2 separate regions of the Mus musculus genome follow, and region 2 is linked to region 1. A link is a loop called in an ENCODE intact Hi-C map of the cell type or tissue named here. Cell type or tissue: left cerebral cortex. All regions are shown on one strand. Each heading gives the region's core, and the rest is flanking DNA. Links, peaks and the distances in the headings are about the cores only.

Region 1 (2,903 bases), core at 119-2,618:
CATGCTGCAGGTGAGCTTCCTGGAAAAAAAGGTAACAGAACTGGAGAACGACAGCCTGACGAGCGGGGGCCTGAAGAGCAAGCTGAAGCAAGAGAACATGCAGCTGGTGCACAGGTCTGGGGCACGGTGGCCCCGGGGAGCGCAGAGTGGGTCCCCAGTCTCTCCGGCTCTGAGCCACTTGGTCTAGATTCTAGACCTGCTAGATAACTCCCCTGGGTGTATAGCCCCAGGGCTTGTGACTCCCACCGAGTGAGAACAGCTGTTCTCAACCTGTGGGCTACAACCCCTGCAGGGATTTCATGTCAGATATCCTGTATATCAGATACTTACAATTTATAACAGTAGCAGAATTACACTTATAAAGTGTAAAATAATTTTATGGGTGCAGGGGGTGGGGAGGGGGGGAAGGTATTAGGAAGGTTGAGAGCCACTGGCTTAGAGTGCTAGGGCCTGACCTCCCTTCCCGGGGACATGCCCCTGTGGCAGGGAGTGGAAGGCAGGAGGGCCCAGGAGGCGCTGTGTGTGGCCAGATGGTGATGGAACGGATGGACAGCAGGGAGACTGGGAAGGACAGATAGCAGGGAGACTGGGAAGGATGCTTCCCATGCTGTCTGGCCTCCCAGATGCAAGAAACTTGGTAGACTTCTCTGTGCTGGGTCTGGTCCCACATGCTGGGTCCCCACATGGCCTTTTTGTATGCCCCAGCCCAGCCCGATGGAGGGACTGTGGACTGTTGGACTTCCGGTAGCCAGCATTGGGTTATCACTCCAGAGGGGCCTGACCTCTTCCTGGCTCTGGATTTCTTATGGCCATTTGCCAGGATGGACCTAAGTAATTGGAGTGGCTCTGGTCAGGAAGTCCATAGAAAAGAGAGGGTAAGAGTTGGAAGCCATTGGTGTAGCTGTGGCCAAGCCTGCTGCCTTCACTGTCTTCCGTGTGGCCTCGCTCCCCTCTGGAGCTTTTTCTCTAGATCTACTTCTCCCTGGAGTGTGATTGACACACTTCTTGTTAGATGTCACAGTGTCCCTAATTCACCTGTCAGCTAAGCTCAGGGCCCATAGGCCTGGGAACCCGCCACCATCACAGTGAGTGTGCTGAGGGCCTCGACAGGGCTCAGGCCCTTGTTCGATGGGACGAGAGTGCACCCCGACTGAACGCGTCTGCGCCCCACCTCAGGGTGCACGAGCTGGAGGAGATGGTGAAGGATCAGGAGACCACAGCGGAGCAGGCGCTGGAGGAGGAGGCCCGGCGACACCGTGAGGTCTACTGCAAGCTGGAGCGGGAAAAGAGCACAGAGCTGGAGCTGCTCAACACCAGGTGGGCACCAGGCGGGCACCAGGCCTCGTGCCTGCAGCGCCCCGCCCCTCTGCACCCCGAGGGTAGTGCTGCCCCCGAGGGTTTCCGGTAAAGCTGAGCCAATCGTCCTAGCATTTCTACTTAAGATACTATAAAATTGCACCGGCCAGTTCTTCAGGGAGTAGGCAGAGTGAAAGTTCATGGTAGCCATGGTGCTTGGGCAGAGGAAGCCACAGAGGAGGGTCAGAAGGCTGGGTCTCATAGCTAGGCCTGGAGCGCCCCCTGCTGTCAGATCGTCTCCTGAATTTGAGTGTGGGTAAGCTGAGCCTGTGGCCTCCTGCATACACCAGCATCTTCCTTGCTAGAACCCAAGTCAGAGGCTGGAAGAAGAGTACCGGCCCTGGTCACAGGGTTTCTGTCTGCTGTGTAACCCCGTCTATCCCCTTCTCTGCCTGCCCCACACCATGCATCGTGTGCTTTGTGATGAGGCTGTGGTCTTGTCACTGGCTGGGCGTGGTGGGGCCCCTGGAGGGACAGGCACTGTCCTGGTATTCCCCGGCCCAGGTGTTTAAGCAGAGATTGGTGAGGAGACCTCCCAACTCATGTGCCTGAGACTCCCCACCTTTCCCAACACCTTCTCAACCTTCCTAAGGCTGTGGACTCTTCACTACAGTGCCTCATGTTGTGACCTCCAACCATAAAATTATTATTTCGTTTGCTATTTCATAACTATAATTTTACCACCATGAAGAATTGTAATATGAATGTCTGATATGCAGGCTCTCTGATAAGGGACCCCCAGATTGAGAACCACGGCTTTCGAGGCTGTTATTTGCAATATGGCTCTGGGGCTGGAGTCCTAAGGGGCTGCTCACATTAAACACTCCTGTTTTAAATGACTACAGGCTCAAGAGAGGTGGCTGGGAACAGAGAGGTAGAGGAGAGAGGGCAGTGAACAGGGCCTGAAGCAGGAGCACAGAAGGTCAGGCTCTGAGGGTAATCTTACCTGCTGCCCTTCCCACAGCTCCTGGGGCGGTTCGTGTGCAGCCATGGATGGTACTTCCCATCATTGGCATACTCCCTCCTCACTTCCTTAGCCAGCTTCACACCTCTTAGCACGGAGGTCCAGACTCCTCCCTGGCCCTTGTCTGGAGGCCTTCCTAGGGTACCCAAGGCCTCATTAAGGTTGATAAAAGCTTCTCCAGAAAGAGGAGGCAGAAGCTGGGGCGAGGGCACTGCCAGAGTCAGATGTGGTTCTGTACATTCTGTAGCCATCTCACCTGCCTATAAAACCATCTGAGTGCCAGCCCCACTGGGTCACTGTAGGGCAGCTGTCTGGAATCACTCCATAGAGAATCATTGCCTCCGATCAGAGAAGCTGCCGTGAGCACTCCGAATTCCAGACGAGGGCTAGGGATGGAGAATAGAGAGCAGATATGGGCATAGCCTTAAGACTACAGATGCTAACGGGAGAGCCCTGTGCTTACCAGACATAGGACTATTCTCCTCCTCCTCCAAGAAGTGGCCTTCCTCGGTGTTTCATGAAGGATTTTGTGTATGTGCATGTGTGTTCACATGTGTGCATGTTGAAGGCCAGCTTTCAGAAA
Region 2 (2,903 bases), core at 318-2,817, 97 kb before region 1:
TGTCTGAAGGCAGTGACAGTGTACTCCCCTATATAAAATGAATAAATTTTTAAAAAAGAATAAATTGAAAAATTAAAAGTAACAAAAAGAATCCTGGAAGGAATGTCAGCCACCATTATCCTGCTTCTGAGAGTTGGAGAGGCTCTGGGTGGACAGCCCTCCTCACCCACGCTCTGGCAGACAAGGAAGAATGAAGTTTTATGACACCGGACCACACTAGTGTAGCCCAGGCCAACCAGACTCCATCACCCCCAGGGCGCGCTGCATGATGGGAAGTGTGTGAGCGCTCCACACTCTGCCGCTGAGGCGCATTCTGAGACAGGTGAAGGAGGAGAATAATTTACCACCTTCTCCCCTCCAGAGTGATAATTATTCATGACTTGAGAAATAGCATCAGCAGGGGGATCAGGAAGAACCTGCGAGTTCTGCCCCATTTCTGGGCAGCCTGGATGGTGAGGCCGGTGGATGGACTACAGAGGAAGAAATACAGCCCTTTAGGGCTGGAGCTGGAGCGCAGTTGGTGGAGAAAAATACACGATGCCCTGGGTTGCATCGTCAATGCTGAATAAACCATGCGGGATGGCTCAGGCCTGTAATCCTAGCCCTTGCAGGGGAGGGGGTTGGAGGCAGGAGGATCAGAAGGATCAAGATCATCGTGGCTTCGTAGCAAGTCAGAGTCCAACCTGGGCTCCATGAGATTCCACCTCAGCAATACATTCCCTGTAGACTAGCTCTGAGTCTATACTGATACACGGATAGGCCACTATGCGCCAGACATTGGGCAAGACACATGGCACACAAGCTCACATTGAATCCTACGAGATCTCTGCAAAGCAGAGACTACGTACGACCCCTGCTTCAGACAGGAAGACTGACCCAGAGCATCACGCAGCTGAAAGAGCATCAGACCTTTGCCCGGCTCAGCTGCCAACATGACCTAGGACCAACAGCGCACATACGTGCTGTTGGGCTTACCACAAACTACCCAAAGCCTGGTGGCTTAAGCAACGCAAATGTGATCCCTCTCAGTTCTGGAAGTCAGGAGGTCAAATGCATGCGTTGGCAGGATCGCGCCCCTGCAAATGGTCTCTCTCCGACCCCTTCAGCTTCCTGGACTGTGGCTGAAGGGCTCTTGTCGGTTCTACCCATGGTCAGGAAGCCCCCTCCTGTCATTGAGCTTGTCTCTGACCCTTCCTTCATTCGCGAGGTTGCATTAGGATCCTTGCTCTGGAGCACGGAGGAGCAGCCAACAAGAAGGAGACTTCCTATAGGAGGCGCCACCTCCACAGAATCTGCAATCGAGCAAATGGGCCACAGGAGTTGGAAGAGACAAGGCGCAGAGCCAGTCACCCCAGGCCTGGAGGCAGGAGGGAACTAAGGTATTTCCGAGAGGCAGGAGGCGGTCCTGATGCCAAGGCTTGTAACCTCTGCTCTGGAGAAATGGCAGACAGAGTTCAGAATTGTCCCAGGAGTCTGATACGGGATAGCTTTGGAATTTGTTTCCAATCTGCCTTTGGAGAGCTTGGGATGTGGTCTTGGGCTTTGGGCTTGGTTCCCCTGTGATCGATCTGAGGCCTCACGTAGAGCAGTTGAGGTGAGCAAGGAAGGTCTCTTGCTTTCCAGGTTGTGTTACCAGGGTGGGCTCTGAGAGACATTTTTGCAGCTCCCACCAGGGGGCAGGCCCCAGCTGCAACCTGCTTTCCATTTATCATTCATTCATTCATTCATTCATTCATTCATGTGTTAGTACCTCACAGAGAGGCATCCACCTACCAAGAAAAGAAAAACAAAAACAAAAACAAAAATCACTTTTCAGGACGGTACACCTCCCCTCTCTAGTGGTTGACTCCATGAACACGGTAGACTCTGATCCTTAAAGCCACAAGGCTTTCTTCCCAGGGAGATTGGACCTCTGGAAGAGTAAAGCATCAAATGGGGGGACAGCCTGGCTCACCCTTGGAGTCCTGACTCCAGGGGAGACTAAGCAGTCGCCACTCAGGACATCCATATTTAAGACTCATCCTGAAGACCAGAATGGAATTGGAGGCTCAGAGAGGGAGGCCCTGTGTGGTCCTTGTGCCAAACTGGGTACAAGTCCCCTGCACTCCCTGTTCACACCACTGAATTGCTCTGGGCTCACACTTGACCAGAGATCAAAAACATGAGGACACTAAGACATAGCATAACCCTTAGAGTTTCCCACCATGCACACCCTAGCAAAGTTTTAGAAATGCATGGGGATTTGGAAGAAGGGCTCAGAACTGAGGTGAGACAGACTGAGGAAGAAGCCTGCGCATATCTGGGGGCTCAGGCAAGGTCTGTGCTTGAGTTGGGCGCAACCACTCCTAAGTGGTCTGTTGTGCTGAACAAGGTTGATGGGTAGACGGGAGACTAGGCTTGACCTCTGCTCAGTTGAACTTCACTAGGAGAAGGCAAAATTGGTTGGGTCGTCCACACCCAGGATGGAGTCCCGAGCTCTGAGAGGCTGCCAGCAAAATAAGAGAGGACAGGAGCTACGGGTTCCCAAGCCACCGGTGTTTCTGGGCCCTGTTGACACTAAGCCTAATGGAAGACACTTCCTCCCACCACCACTTCTAGTCCCCTCCACCCGCCACCATTCTAAGGTTCCCTGCTCCTCCACACTGCGCCCATCCCTTTCCTTCAACAAGCGGAACGGCTTCTCAGGGGTCTCCGCTTCCAGGGAAGCGAAAGCAGCAATCGAATACTAGGCAAGGAACACCTGCAACACCCAGCGCTGACAAAGGACGCGGCCGGTGCACACTGGCTAGCCGCGGGGTGCACGGGCCGCGCTGAGTTCCAACCACCCCCCACCCCCCAACTCCAGCTCAGGTCTAGGAGGGGCGGAGCCTGGGGAGGCTCGGGTCCTTTTGTCTGCAGCCCCG

What was found. Hi-C counts contacts between places; a loop is a spot of excess contacts. Peaks named below come from ENCODE experiments on the same cell type or tissue, not always from the same donor. Only the 100,000 strongest peaks of a DNase experiment are listed, where the experiment ranks them.
Region 2: it touches region 1 in a loop (5-fold over the local background); 40 of 42 quality-filtered maps call a loop at or near these places.

The regions. Positions count from the first base shown.
Region 1 is chr11:79,685,376-79,688,278 of GRCm38, forward strand. Rab11fip4 (RAB11 family interacting protein 4 (class II)) reads left to right here. Exons shown (of 15, transcript NM_175543.3): 9 at 11-114; 10 at 1,177-1,317. Among named protein-coding and RNA genes, the nearest start is that of Rab11fip4os2, 12 kb to the left of the region's middle. In left cerebral cortex, for the core only: a CTCF peak has its summit at 1,581 (motif pointing left); a DNase peak (open chromatin) is centred at 1,574.
Region 2 is chr11:79,588,214-79,591,116 of GRCm38, forward strand. It overlaps a transcript of Rab11fip4 not described here. Among named protein-coding and RNA genes, the nearest start is that of Rab11fip4, 1.5 kb to the right of the region's middle. In left cerebral cortex, for the core only: CTCF peaks have their summits at 1,276 and 1,684 (motif pointing right); a DNase peak (open chromatin) is centred at 1,292; H3K4me3 peaks cover 511 bases; H3K27ac peaks cover 413 bases.